Regions from separate parts of the Homo sapiens genome. Here regions 1, 3 and 4 are each linked to region 2. Evidence: chromatin contacts called from ENCODE Hi-C or POLR2A ChIA-PET data. All regions are on one chromosome and are shown on one strand. Each heading gives the region's core, a stretch centred on a gene start or an enhancer-like site at or near the end of the contact. The rest is flanking DNA. Distances are from core to core; before and after follow the strand shown. Region 1 holds the start of INCENP (inner centromere protein). Region 2 has its middle 57 kb from the start of FTH1. Region 3 has its middle 18 kb from the start of INCENP. Region 4 has its middle 6.3 kb from the start of RAB3IL1.

Region 1 (3,454 bases), core at 922-3,421, 99 kb before region 2:
CCACCTACAATGGAAGGTCTTGTAAGGAAGGGATAAATTGCTGACCCCTTGATCCCTCACAGGGCGTAGCACCAGGTCAGGTTTCAGTCTCATGGGACTTCCTCAGGCTTGATTCAAGGACACAGTAGTCTTTGTTCCTCAACAAGCTCTGCCCTGCGTCTGGAACATTGTCTCACATTTTGTATGGCTCACTCCTCATGGCTTGGATCTCAGATCCTCAGGAAAACCTGAAAACCAATCTAAAGTAGCCCCAGCCATGATCCCATTCATTGATTGTAATTCTCTGCAGAGCACTTGCGTGCTTGTTTACCTGTTGCTTACTGCCTGTCCCTGCCCACTAAACAATTGCTCTCTGAGGGCAAACCCCTGTCTGTCTTGCTCATCGTTGAATGCCCAGAGCACAGCAGTGCCTGGCAACAAGGACTATTTGTTAAATGAATTAATCCACCCATCAACTCTACACCTAGAAATAAACATCCTATAGGTGCTCATCCCACCACACAAAGGGCACCAAATAAACTTAATCTGCACAGGTTAGAACTGACCAACACATGTTCAAAACCCCTGTTCCCAGATGCCAAGGGCAGCAATAATCAGGGCAGGGCCAAATGGGCAGGATCGTACAGGCTTTGGGCTGAAACCTCGGCTCTGCAGCCAGCCAATCATGGGCAAGCCCTTTTCACTGTCATCCCTCACCTTCCCCTAACCCTTCTGCACCCAGACCACAGCCCTGGCAAAGCGCAGGACCTCAGGCCAGAAAAGAGAAAACTGTTTAAGGAAGCCAAAGGTTTGCAGAGAAAAGCAACAACTGGCTAACTTTTTAAAAAGTATTTGTTCAAATGGGCAACGTGGATGAGAGCTTCTTTCACAAAGTCCATGAAAGCAATTGGACTTCTTTCACGGGGAGGTTTGCTTCTAGCAGACCTTAGCGCAACGATTTAAAAAGGGTTACCGTAAGTTAAAACAGAGGTGACCCTGAAAAAGAAGGAATCAGTGTACCAAGAATCAGGCTCCTGGAAGAGCAGCAAAAATCTCTTCTTCAACCCATGTAAGCACCTGCACACAGATAAAGAGCACTCAACACCTCACCGAGGAAGACACTCTCCAGTCTTCCTCCTCTCCAACACTTCTTCCACACCATACACCAGACTGAAGGCCCCATCGTCCTCCTCTATGACTCCTGTCCTTTTCAGGGTGCTGTAAGTTGGGCGCCTACCACACCTCTGTGCAGAAAGCGCATAGCAGCTGCTCCCATTTACTGAGTCATACTCCATGCCCGAGTCAGACATCATCTCATTTAATTCTCACCACAACCTTGAGGATACGCATGGGCAGATGAGGAAATTGAGGCAAAGAGAAGTCAAAATCAGCCGGTAAATCAGGGGCATAAATAGAACCGTGCCCTTAACCACGGGCTATACCGCCTTTAAACCGTGCCCTTAACCACTGGCTATACCGCCTTCTAGATATCAACTTCTGAAAGGCAGGTGCCCAGTCTTGGCTCTGGGCAACCCCGCGAGCAACCCATGTTAGCTGAATGAGACTGAACCGCTGACAGCGAACAGGCTTGGGGAGTGACAAGGGGCGGCCCAGCCTCCGGAAATGGTCAGTTTAAAATGCTGCTCAGCTGGGGGCGGGGGCGTTGAGAGAGGGGTTTAACTGCACAGAAATGCCATCTGGCATCATTCCGCCAAACAACCGGGTTGGTTTCGGGCTTCCTGCGCGTCCAAGTCAACACTAATCCTCACAGGCACAAGGTGCCAAGCAGCCGGGAGCGGAGGGAACGGGGCTATGCTCTAGGAAGCTGAGGGCCTAGGTGGAAAGGGTGGGAGGCATCTCGGGCCCGAGAACCAAGGCAGGCGACCTCGCCACTTGGAAGAGGTGACCCTCATATGCCCAGGTAGCCAGGGGCTGGGGTGGGGAGTCACGACCCTGGTCCGGAGTCGACAGGGACGGAGCAGAGGACCGGGGAAAAAATCGCGAACCACCCCCCAATCCCCACGCCCACGCGCACTCACTCGACTGCGCCACGTCCCCTGAAGGCTGCTCCGATCCAAGTCCGGTGGTATCCCTAGGTAAGGCCCCGCTTGCCCAGACCCACTTGGCTCCGGGCCTTCGGGACTCACCGCACGGGAGGAGCAACCAGGCGGCGCAGCGCGGGCGAAAACTATGATTTTCAAAACTGAAGGCTCAGCCAATCCTCGGCAAGTTTGTCCGGGCGGTTGCAAAATTTTAAGCCAATCAAATAACAGGAAGTACCAGTCAGCCCTCCTATTGGCCATATCCACTAGCAATCTGCGGGACTAAGAGGCGGGGAAAGGAAGCGAAAGACTTTAAGCCCCCTCAGCTTCCGGGTGCTGCGGCCGCGGCCGAGAGAGGAAGTAGATCCCCGCCTGGGAGGAGCCCGCAGACCTGGAACTACGAGTCCCGGCGAGCACTGCGAAGGCCACGCGCGGCTTTCTTTCTTCTCCAAGCACGGTGGCAGTCTTCTGATCTCTGCTGCTTTTTTTTCCTCATAAAAACATGTATGTATATACTTACATTGCTGAAAGACCAGCTTTTTAATGTAACAAATTATCTAGGTACAGAAGTCATAGGTTCCTCTTCCCATGAGAAAAACATTCCTCAAAATACAAACCAAACAGCATCCCAGAGGGAGTAAAATTTCATTGTACTGAAACATATACAAATTAAGGCTACCTTGGTATATAAACAATTTAGAAATTATGATGGAATAGTTCCACCAAATCATTTACGTATAGGAATTCATGCCATTTTTTAAAGAATTGGTAGTGGGGCTCAATTCAAACAATATTATGCATCCTTACATTCAACTTAATACACTTAGCAGCTATAAGGAGTGTAACTGTAACCCCACTTCCTGAAATCTCAGGAGTAATGTTAAAAATCCAAACCCATCAAAGGCCAGGGTGTTACGGTATTTGGCTCATGAATCGAAAAGCCTAATCATTTCAATTTAATCTTTACAAGTAGAACAAGATCCAAACATGGGACGTTTTCTTATTTTTCTTTGCTTTTGTGGTTGTAATGCCCTTTTGGTTTTCTGAGCAAGCTGAATACATCTGATAAATACTACCATTGGACAAAGGATCTAAACATTGAGATGTTTTACTAAATCAAGGTTTCAAGTTGGCACAATGTTTTTACTAAGTCATATTTCAATTAGTTCATCTTTCCAATATGGAGGCGGGGGGGGAAAGACAAGGACTAATATGTCCTATAAAGAATCTCTGGCCGGCGAGATCCCGCCACTGCACTCCAGCCTGGGCGACAGAGCGAGACTCCGTCTCAAAAAAAAAAAAAAAAAAAAAAAAGAATCTCTGGCCGGGCGCGGTGGCTCACGCCTGCAATCCTAGCACTTTGGGAGGCCGAGGCGGGTGGATTGCCTGAGCTCAGGAGTTCGAGACCAGCCTGGGCAACACAGTGGAACCCT
Region 2 (3,430 bases), core at 347-2,846:
GGCTCTGTCACTGGCCTTCACTGAAGGAATAAGGTTTTGTTTAATAAATCTACTGAATGCATCCTATCAGCAAGACACAAAAGCAAGGCTACTCAATCTTGGCCTGGTCAGGACCACCTTGGGGAGCTTAAAAAATACTGTTGCCTGAGCCCAACCCTCAGAGGTTCTTTTTATTATTATTATTATTTTTGAGATGGAGTCTAGCTCTGTCTTCCAGGCTAGAAGGCAGTGGTGCTATCTCGGCTCACTGCAAATTCTGCCTCCCGGGTTCAAGAGATTCTCCTGACTCAGCCTCCTGAGTAGTTGGGATTACAGGTATGCACCACCACATCTGATTAATTTTTATATTTTTAGTAGAGATGAGTTTTTGCCATGTTGCCCAGGCTGGTCTTGAACTCCTGACCTCAAATGATCCACCTGCCTCGGCCTCCCAAAGTGCTGGGATTACAGGCGTGAGACATCGCGTCTAGCATTTTTTTGTGTGTGTGTGCCCAGAGGTTCTAATTTAATCAGTCTGAGTGCAGCCAAGTACTGGGATTTTTTAAAAGCTCTCCAGGTGAGTCTAACATGCTAGCCACTGCTGGCTCTAAAGACTCAAATAAGAAGACTAAGTCCTCCGTGAGCAAGGTGGGGGCTGTCACAGAGGGAGATCTTTAAAAAGAGGTAAGGAAGTCCCAGGCACCGTAGAAGTGATGATCTCACTGGGGAAGGTCATGGACATTCTGCTGCTTCCTGTAGGCAAGAGCCATCGTCATTGCTTGATCTGTGCACACACAATGAGGTGGAGACCCTGCCTTACGGACCGAAAACGTGGTTTTGTGTTACATAAAATAGTTCCGCAAACGGCCGCTTTTCTGCCAGGCATGGTGTCTGTGCTTCTTGCTTTGGCTTATCTTGTAACTATTGACAGGGGTGTGGTCAAAACAAACCTCCCACATCCCGTACGTGTCTGCTGACTGCAGCTTTCCTGATGTAATAACAAAGCTGTCAGATGCGTTTCTTCACACCATGAAGTCTGCAGTCCCTACTGTTTTGAAATCCATGTGCATTAAGACACTGACTCACTTCCCTTTAGCCTACTGAGTTCTGTTGCTTTCTGGACCAACAAACCCTGTGGGCACCTCCCCGTCCAGAGCTCACTGAAACTGTCAGACTTACCTGCAAGGGCCTGGGATTCTAAATTTCACTCTGTCACTCTTGGAGGTGAGGGGAAAGCTGTATGGGCATTGAGGTGACATTTCTGGGCTTTGATGTCTCCATAGGAAAGGACATATAAATACAAAATGTGGTTAACCCTAATTAACCCCTAATTCAGACCGTTGGGGACAGAACCAAGGTCTATTAATTTTTTCTAAAAAAGGAAGGAAATTAGAAAAGAATGTTTCTCTCGATTGTGTAGAAGAGTTGGACGAGGTGAACATTCCGCTGGGTGGCTCTGTCACAAACTAGCTTTTGTTCAATCATTCAAGACATATCGACTGCCAAACACTGCTCTAGGCTCCTGAAAAAATGATCATGGCAAGACAGTTACAGACCATGCCTCTTCATGGAACTTACCAAGATGTGTGCTTGGGGAAACACACTGACTGTCTTTGGACTACTTGTTTCTTAATTAATTAGTAATAGCTGACACTTAGGGAGCACTTACCACATACCAGTTTCTGTGCGAAACCCTCACTTTGCACTCCTTTTAAAAATAGCTATTTTCTGGCCAGACATGGTGGCTCACGCCTGTAATCCCAGCACTTTATGAGGCTGAGGTGGGTGGATCACCTGAGGTCAGGAGTTCGAGACCAGCCTGGCCAACATGGTGATACCCCGTCTCTATTAAAAATACAACATGCCATGTTCCATGGCAACATGGAAAAATACAAAAATTATGGCCAGGCGCGGTGGCTCACGCCTGTAATCCCAGCACTTTGGGAGGCCGAGGTGGGTGGATCACCTGAGGTCGGGAGTTCGAGACCAGCCTGGCCAACATGGCAAAACCCTGTCTCTACTAAAAATACAAAAATTATGGCCGGGCTTGGTGGCTCACACCTGTAATCCCAGCACTTTGGGAGGCCGAGGCAGGTGGATCACCTGAGGTCAGGAGTTCAAGACCGGCCTGGACAACGTGGTGATATCCCGTCTCTATTAAAATTACAAAAAATTAGCTGGATGTGATGATGGGCACCTATAATCCCAGCTACTGGGGAGGCTGAGGCAGGAGAATCGCTTGAACCTGAAAGGCAGTTGTTGTGTGAGCCGAGAGTGCGCCATTGCACTCCAGCCTGGGTGACAAGAGTGAAACTCCATCTCAAAAAAAATAAAAATAAAAATAAAAATAATAAAAATACAAAAATTAGCCAGGTGTGGTGACACATGCCCATAATCCCAGCTACTCAGGAGGCTGAGACAAGAGAATCACTTGAACCCAGGAGGCAGAGGTTGCAGTGAACCGAGATCACACCACTGCACTCCAGCCTTCGCGACAGAGTGAGACCCTGTCTAAAAAAAAAGCTATTTAAGCTATTTTCTTTTATCACAATTCCTATTCCCTTCTCCCCTACAAACAACCATCCTAATGCTTTTAATGTTCATCTTTGCCTGTTTTCTTGGAATTTCAGGTTATTTTCTTTTTTATACGATTCTAAAAGCCATTTTTATTTGATTTTTTAATATATCATATACATTTTCACAGCAAGAATTAGAGGTTGAGTCAGACGTGATTGGAAGATCTCATTCCAGTCTTTTGCACTTACTAAGATCACTTTTTTTTTCTCAACTTTTAAGTTCCAGGGTACATGTGCAGTGCCATGGTGGTTTGCTGCACAGATCAACCCATTCCCTAGGTATTAAGCCCGGCATCTATTAGCTATTCTTCCTGATGTTCTCCTTCCCCCTCTAACCTTCCTACAGACCCCAGTGTGTGTTGTTCCCCTCTTGTGTCCATGTGTTCTCATCACTCAGCTCCCACTTATAAGTGAGAACAATCAGCGTTTGGTTTTCTGTTCCTGTATTAGTTTGCTGAGGATAATGGCTTCCAGCTCCATTCACGTCCCTGCAAAGGACATGACCTCATTCCTTTCTATGGCTGCATAGTATTCCACGGTGTATATATACCACATTTTCTTTATCAGTCTATCATGGATGAGCATTTAGGTTGATTCCATGTCTTTGCTATAGTGAATAGTGCTGCAATGAACATATGTGAGGATGTACATTTAAAACAGAATGATTTCTATACCTTTGGGTATATACTCAGTAATGGGATTGCTGGATCAAATGGTATTTCTGCTTCTAGATCTCTGAGGAATCACCACACTGTCTTCCACAATGGTTGAACTAATTTACATTCCCACCAACAGTGTAAAAGTGTTCCTTTTTCTCTGCATCTTTGCCAGCATCTGTTGTTCAGGTTTGTATACATGTATTCGAATATATATTT
Region 3 (3,255 bases), core at 639-3,138, 80 kb before region 2:
CCTATCTCTTATTATCCTACTATTATAAAAGACATTTAAACTCAAAAAGAAGAGGGCATGCAATCTCAGAATACGTCAAAGTGACACAAATAAATTCCTTTATGAGGCCAGGCACGGTGGTTCACACCTGTAATCCCAGCACTTTGGGAGGCCGAGGCGGGCGGATCACCTGACGTCAGGAATTAGAGACCAGCCTGGCCAACATGGTGAAACCCTATCAATACTAAAAATACAAAAATTAGCTAGGCATGGTGGTGGGCACCCATAATCCCAGCTACTCAGGAGGCTGAGGCAGGAGAATCACTTGAACCCAGGAGGTAGAGTTTGCAGTGAGCCAAGATTGCACCACTGCACTCCAGCCTGGGCGACAAGAGTGAAACTCCATCTCAAAAAAAAAAAAATTCCTTTATGAAAAACTCATTGCATTGTTCTTATTTTTCTCGTATTGTACAAATCAGTAAAATCCTTGTCAGCCACTGGATCCAGCCTACAGATCAGCCTTGAGAACGTCTGCTTAAAGCAACTGACAATGTTATAAAAGTTCCTCCACAAAAGAGCTCTGCTGCCTGTGAATGCCTCCTTGAAGAGACAATGAAGGCAGAACACATATCCAAGCTGGGCAAAAGAAAACAGTGGGGGTCAAAAAGTATGTCTTTAAAGCTGCACTTCCAAAGAACTTCCTGAGAGATTTGTAATTTCTATTTCTGTATGATAAAACACTATTGGTGAGGCATGGTTGTTCATGCCTGTAATCCCAGCATTTTGAGAGGCCAAGGTGGGCGGATCACCTGAGGTCAGGAGTTCAAAACAAGTCTGGCCAACATGGTGAAACCCCGTCTCTACTAAAAATTAAAAAAAAAATTAAAAAAAAAATTAGCCAGGCATGGTGGTGCATGCCTGTATTCCTAGCTACATGGGAGGCTGAGGCAGGAGAATCGCTTGAACCCGGGACGGGGAGGTTGCAGTGAGCCGAGATCATGCCACTGCATTCCAGCCTGGGTTATGGAGCAAGACTCCCGTCTCATAGGAAAAAAAAACAAACAAAAAAACCCTACATTCTTAAGGCCTAAAATGTACTAAAAATAAAACAGGAAAACAAAAATGGGGGTAGGGTTCCTTCTGTGAATGCAAACATGCTTGACCAATGAGATGTAGTTGAAAACCTAGACCACTGGTACAGACTGAATTGTGTGGACTCTCCATACTCACATACAGCAGATGCAGAGAAGGGCACAGAGGGAGGGAGTGATAAATCTGAAGATAAATGGAGAATTCAGAATTCTCGCTTTGATGTACTCAGTGGCTTTTTGGCAAACCGTCTAATCCCAGTCTGCAGTTTGAAAGAACACGCTATAATTGTTAGCAGCACCCACTCAGATAATGCTGGAACTTGTTTGTAAATAAAGTTCCAGCTTTGACAAACCACATGCTCCTCACAGCCATTTATGCACTTTGCTTCATCTGTCTCTTATACTGTCTGAGAAAAAAATAGAGATGGGGGGTCTCACTATGTTGCTTAGGCTGGACCCGAACTCCTGGACTCCAGCCCATCCACCTGTCACAGGGTGAACCCCCACATTGGAGTTCAGCCCAGGAGGCGACGTGAGTTCTTGGCTTTGCACAGGAAGGAATTCAAGAGTTAACAGAGTAAAGTGAAAGCAAGTTTATTTTAAAAGTAAAGGAGTAAGAGTGGCTATGCCATCGGAAGAGCAGCCGTGAGAGTTGCAGGTTGCTATTTTTATGTTTGTTTCTTGCTCACATGCTAAACAAGGGTGGCTTATTCATGAATTTTCCAGGAAAAGGTCAGAGAATTCCCAGAAATGAGAGTTCCTCCCCTTTTTAGACCATATAGGGTAACTTCCGGATGTTGCCATGGCGTATGTAAGCTGTCGTGTTTCTGGTGGGAGTTTCCTTCACCATGGACAAATCATGGATTATGATTAGTGTATAATGAGCGGTGAGAGGACCAAGGGTCGCTTTCATCACCATCTTGGTTTTGGGGGGTTTTGGCTGGCTCCTTTACCACATCCTGTTTTATCAGGGGGGTCCTTGTGACCTATGTCTTGGGAAACAAGTCCTGCCAAACTCCTATCACACCCCCACCTCAGCATCCCAATAGCACAGAGTGCCCTTGTCTGCATTTGCCACATGTGAGTAGTCACCTGTATTAGTTCATTCCCACACTGCTATGAAGAAATACCTGAGACTGGGTAACTTATATAAAGGAAAGAGGTGTTTTGTTGTTGTTGTTGCTGGTGGTTTTTGTTTGTTTGTTTTTGAGATGGAGTCTCCCTCTCTTACCCAGGCTGGAGTGCAGTGGTACGATCTCGGCTCACTGCAACCTCTGCCTCCCAGGTTCAAGCAATTCTCCTGCCTCAGCCTCCCAGGTAGCCTGGATTACAGGCACCTGCCACCATGCCTGGCTAATTTTTTTGTATTTTTAGTAGAGACAGAGTTTCGCCATGTTGGCCAGGCTGGTTTTGAACTCCTGACCTCAAGTGATCCATCTGCCTCGGCCCCCATGCCTGGCCTAAAGGAAAGAGGTTTAATCGACTCACAGTTCCACAGGGCTGGGGAGGCCTCATGAAACTTATAGTCACGGCAGAAGGGGAAGCAAACACATCCTTCTTCACATGGCGGCAGGAAGGAGAAGAATGAGAGCGAGGGGGTGGGAGGGAAGCCCCTCATAAAACCATCAGAGCTCGTGAGAACTCACTATTGCGAGAACAGCATGAGGGTAACCACCACCAGGATTAAATTATCTCCCACCAGGTCCCTCCCATGACATGTGGGGATTGTGGAAACTACAATTCAAGATGAAATTTGGGTGGGGACACAGCCACATCATACCATCACTAGGAAGATCAAGACGTGATTAAAGGGTTAAAGCTTTCAGTTCCACCCCATGACTTTCAGGGGAGGGAGAGGGGCTGGAGATGTAGTGAATCACTCACGATCAGTGTTTTCCTTAATCATGCCTATGTAATGAAGCTGCCATAAAAACCCTAAATGATGGAGATGGGGTTCAAAGAGCTTCCAGGTTGGTGAATGCATCCACGAACCAGGAGGTTGACACACTCCAAACTCCACAGGGACAAACACTCCTGCATTTGGGACCCTTCCAGAGACCTCTGCCCTGTGTACCTCTTCATCTCACCGTTCATTTGTATCCTTTATAATAAACAGGTAAACATAAGTAAAGTGTTTCCCTGAGTTGTCTGAGCTGTTATAGCAAATTATTGAACATGAAGGGGG
Region 4 (3,273 bases), core at 95-2,594, 100 kb after region 2:
GGGATTACATGTGTGTGCCACCATGCCTGGCTAATTCGTGTATTTTTAGTAGAGACAGGGTTTTTACCATGTTGGCCAGGCTGGTCTTGAACTCCTGACGTCAAGTGATCCACCCACCTCAGCCTCCCAAAGTGCTGGGAATTACAGGTGTGAACCACTGCACCCGGCTCTATATGGATATTTAAATCCTATTGATTCTTCAATCCCTACTTTGTTTAAAAAGCCTCACTTTACCCTTCCTCCTGAGAGAGTGACTGGTGGAGAGATAAGAAAACAAGCTTTGGAGTCAGACAAACCTGGGTTAAAATCTGAGTTCCTTTACTTGTTAGCCATTGGCCAAATCCTTTAACCTTTCCAAATCTGTTTCCTCATCTTTAAAATGGGAACAGAAAGCAATGAAGGACCACCAAGGACTGTCGGGCCGCTGCAAGGATGAACAGAATCTGAGATTGCGCGTAAAGATCCTAGCACAGTCTCCAGTTCACCCCACATTCTGCCACCTTGGAAGGGAGTCATCAGCTCTCTGGGGGTCACACCCTCCTCCACTAGTCATGTTTTCCCCCCGAAGGTTTCTGATGGATTCTCTGTTCTCTAATAATTCCACAAGGTGGCTGAGCTTTCCTTCTGAGGAGTTGAGAGCGGGTGAACAGGTTTCATCTCTAGGAATTCAGCTCAGGCCCCAGGCACCTTGGTCAGACTCCCACACCCATCTGGGCCCAAAGGAATCCCCTCCTTCCTTCCTCCCTTCTTCGTCTGAGGTCAGTTTCATTACCGGGAACTGTTGATATTTCCAAAGGGGTTCACCAGCACTTCCCGGCCCTCACCATCAGCACCCCACAATATGATGATAAGTCAAGTGGAACAAAGATAATCCTCCCAGGTTTAAGGTGGGTAAACTGAGGCTCAAACTAGCTTCCATATATTTGTGTCTAGAACTTATGGGTCTTCGCAGCCAGAGAAGGGATTCATTTCGTGGGGGCGCTGAGGGGCCTGGGCAGCTGTGGTGGAGAACTGGGGGAGCTCTGGCCCCAGAGCAGGAGATGGGCCAGGAATCCTGTCTCTCAGGGCCTCTGCCTTGTCCTCGAGTAGGTTAATTCGAATCTCTCAGAGGCTGGCCTGGAGCTTAGTGTCTGTGCTTGCTTTGTGAACTGACTTTCTGAGTAGATTCTTTTGCCTGCATCTTTTGGGGAAGAAGCAAAGATGACGACTTACTGGCAGGGGCTGTATCTCTGGGGCTGAGAGTGAGGATGGGAACTTCCTGGACAGTGAAAAGAGCAAGTTTAGCTTCCGGAGGCCTGGCTGCTAGCCCCGCTCTGTACCCAGCATGCTGTACCACCTGGGACAAGTGCCTGCCCTCTCTGGACCCCAACTGCCCTCCCTAAAAAATGGAGATGGTGGTCGAAGGAGGTCTGTTGTGAATCTTAGTGTTCTCAAAGTGCTGTCCTGGGCTGAGCCCCTCCCTGAGCCCAGACTGTCCCCGGGGCCTGGCTTCACCAGGTTGGCCTGAGCAAAGCTGTGACCCCATTCGGCCGCCTCCACACGCTCTGTCCTGCCCTTCCCTGAGGGGCCTGGGCCTGGTCTTGGTCAGGCCTGGGGACAGAGCAGGGAGCCTCCAGGCCCAAGTTTGACCTCCTGAGTCGCTTCCCCTCTCCCTGGAGCCAGAACCAGCGTCCTCTTTCCCTCCTGCTTGAAATCTGAGCTCAGAGATCCAGGGAGGACTTTGGCTGCAAAACATTCCATCCGCGCTGTCCAAACACCCTGCACAGCTGGCGGAGGGAGGGGCAGCCAGAACTGGCTTTCAGGAACCCTGGGGCTGTTGTTTTCATGGAAATGGGGGAGCCCTCACTCTGAGGACCAGCACTGGCTGACCTGAGGAAGTTCACAGGGTCAAGTGGACCAAGGAAGGGCCCACCTGCACACATGTTTTTGGGGCTTACCCAGGGCCCCTCTGCTGAGCGCCCAGCCCTGCAGGGGAAAAATCCAGTTGCTTCAAAGTCTGCCCAGCCAGGTGTGCGTGGCTGCCTTGAGCCTGCCAGCTGGGAGGTGTCTGCACCACAGGCAGGCGGATGGTGGCCTTGTGAGCCTCCCCTCGTGACTGAGCTCTATGCAGAGGCAGGGGAAGGGCAGGCAGGAATGACGCTGAGATAGCAAGAAGGGGAGGCGACTTCAGGCAGCGGCTTTTACTGACAAGACGTCCCAGACCTGGCTGCTTCTTGCTGTGACTCACAAGTGACCCTGGATGAGTCTCTGAGCCTCAGTTTCCTCATCTGCAAGAAGAGACAATCGGGCCTTTTCTGGCTCTGCCTTTTTTCTAAGAAGTTACAACCAAAGACAAGATCCTCAAAGCTTCCCATCCAGTCCAAGCTGTGTCTAAATGTCCAGAAACATAACAGGTTTTTCCATAAAGTCTCCAGCAACTCTGACTCAGTTTCCCCTCTCCCGCCCCCGGCCAAGAGGCTGGTGGGGTCTTGGCAGGGAGGGACCAACTCCCACATATGATGCCACCAGCCAGGCCAAGCCCTTTCCCCTCTTGCCATGTTGGGGTGATGGGGAGACCCCCACCCTTCACATATCCTGTTTTCCATTAATTGTTTCCAGGTAAGCCCAGAGGTTGCCCAGCAGAGGAAGGTGGGGGCACAGGAGAATTGAGCAGGGGGATCAGAGAGGAGCAAAAACAGGAAGCGGGTGGGAGCAGGCCATGGAAAATTCATTGCCAGGAAAGGGAGGACAGCATCTGGTTTGCATTAGGCTGAGAGAGCTTCGCAGCCCAAAGCCCAAGTGGGAGATACTGTTATCCGCTGGGCGGGGCGGGGCAGGGTGGGGTGTGAGGAACTGGCAGCTTCTCCCCAGCAGGGACTCAGAGGCTAACCAGAAAGAAGAGGGAAGTACAGGCAGGAGGACGGGGCAGGAAACACTGAAGGAAGGAAACACTTCTTTCAGTCTACACTGTGGCAGACACTTCACAAATGTTATCTTCTTCTTCTTTTTTTTTTTTCCAAGACGGAGTTTGGCTCTTGTTGCCCAGGCTGGAGTGCAATGGTGGGATCTCAGCTCACCGCAACCTCTGCCTCCTGGGTTCAAGCGATTCTCCTGCCTCAGCCTCCCAAGTAGCTGGGATTACAGGCATGCGCCACCACCCCCGGCTAATTTTGTATTTTTAGTAGAGATGGGGTTTCTCCATGTTGGTCAGGCTGGTCTCAAACTCCCAACCTCAGAGATGATCCACTCGCCTCGGCCTCCTAAAGTGCTGGGATTACAGGCGTGAGCCAACGC

The links. A loop is a pair of places that touch in the nucleus more often than their neighbours do. ChIA-PET counts read pairs that join two places held with the same protein, here RNA polymerase II (POLR2A). Pooled maps may share reads with other maps.
Region 1: a pooled map shows a loop between it and region 2 (7-fold over the local background). The contact joins the promoter of INCENP here to the enhancer-like site in region 2. A Hi-C loop is called at or near these places in 11 of 50 pooled maps. POLR2A ChIA-PET finds 5 or more read pairs at or near these places in 3 of 52 experiments (GM12878, HEK293 and activated CD4-positive, alpha-beta memory T cell).
Region 3: a map of naive thymus-derived CD4-positive, alpha-beta T cell shows a loop between it and region 2 (15-fold over the local background). The contact joins two enhancer-like sites. A Hi-C loop is called at or near these places in 1 of 168 maps with a recorded cell type or tissue (naive thymus-derived CD4-positive, alpha-beta T cell) and 7 of 50 pooled maps. POLR2A ChIA-PET finds 5 or more read pairs at or near these places in 5 of 52 experiments (HEK293, HepG2, WTC11 and 2 more).
Region 4: POLR2A ChIA-PET joins it to region 2 with 10 read pairs in activated naive CD4-positive, alpha-beta T cell. The contact joins two enhancer-like sites. POLR2A ChIA-PET finds 5 or more read pairs at or near these places in 7 of 52 experiments (Caco-2, HEK293, WTC11 and 2 more).

Annotation. Positions count from the first base shown.
Region 1 is chr11:62,122,728-62,126,181 of GRCh38, reverse strand. INCENP (inner centromere protein) reads right to left here and starts at 2,171. Exons shown (of 19, transcript NM_001040694.2): 1 at 2,019-2,171. LOC124902681 (a long non-coding RNA gene) reads left to right here and starts at 2,471. Exons shown (of 2, transcript XR_007062697.1): 1 at 2,471-2,525. RefSeq lists enhancers at 1,300-1,881, 1,871-1,940, 2,471-2,560.
Region 2 is chr11:62,023,222-62,026,651 of GRCh38, reverse strand. No RefSeq gene overlaps it. Among named protein-coding and RNA genes, the nearest start is that of FTH1, 57 kb to the right of the region's middle. RefSeq lists an enhancer at 965-1,064. Within about 2 kb of position 1,596, at least 29 of the 41 ENCODE cell types and tissues checked have a DNase peak (open chromatin) inside an H3K27ac peak, as active enhancers do; they include GM12878, where a contact is called at or near this core.
Region 3 is chr11:62,103,889-62,107,143 of GRCh38, reverse strand. No RefSeq gene overlaps it. Among named protein-coding and RNA genes, the nearest start is that of INCENP, 18 kb to the left of the region's middle. Within about 2 kb of position 1,888, at least 11 of the 41 ENCODE cell types and tissues checked have a DNase peak (open chromatin) inside an H3K27ac peak, as active enhancers do.
Region 4 is chr11:61,922,247-61,925,519 of GRCh38, reverse strand. It overlaps a transcript of RAB3IL1 not described here. Among named protein-coding and RNA genes, the nearest start is that of RAB3IL1, 6.3 kb to the right of the region's middle. RefSeq lists enhancers at 1,509-1,803, 1,558-2,307. Within about 2 kb of position 1,344, at least 26 of the 41 ENCODE cell types and tissues checked have a DNase peak (open chromatin) inside an H3K27ac peak, as active enhancers do.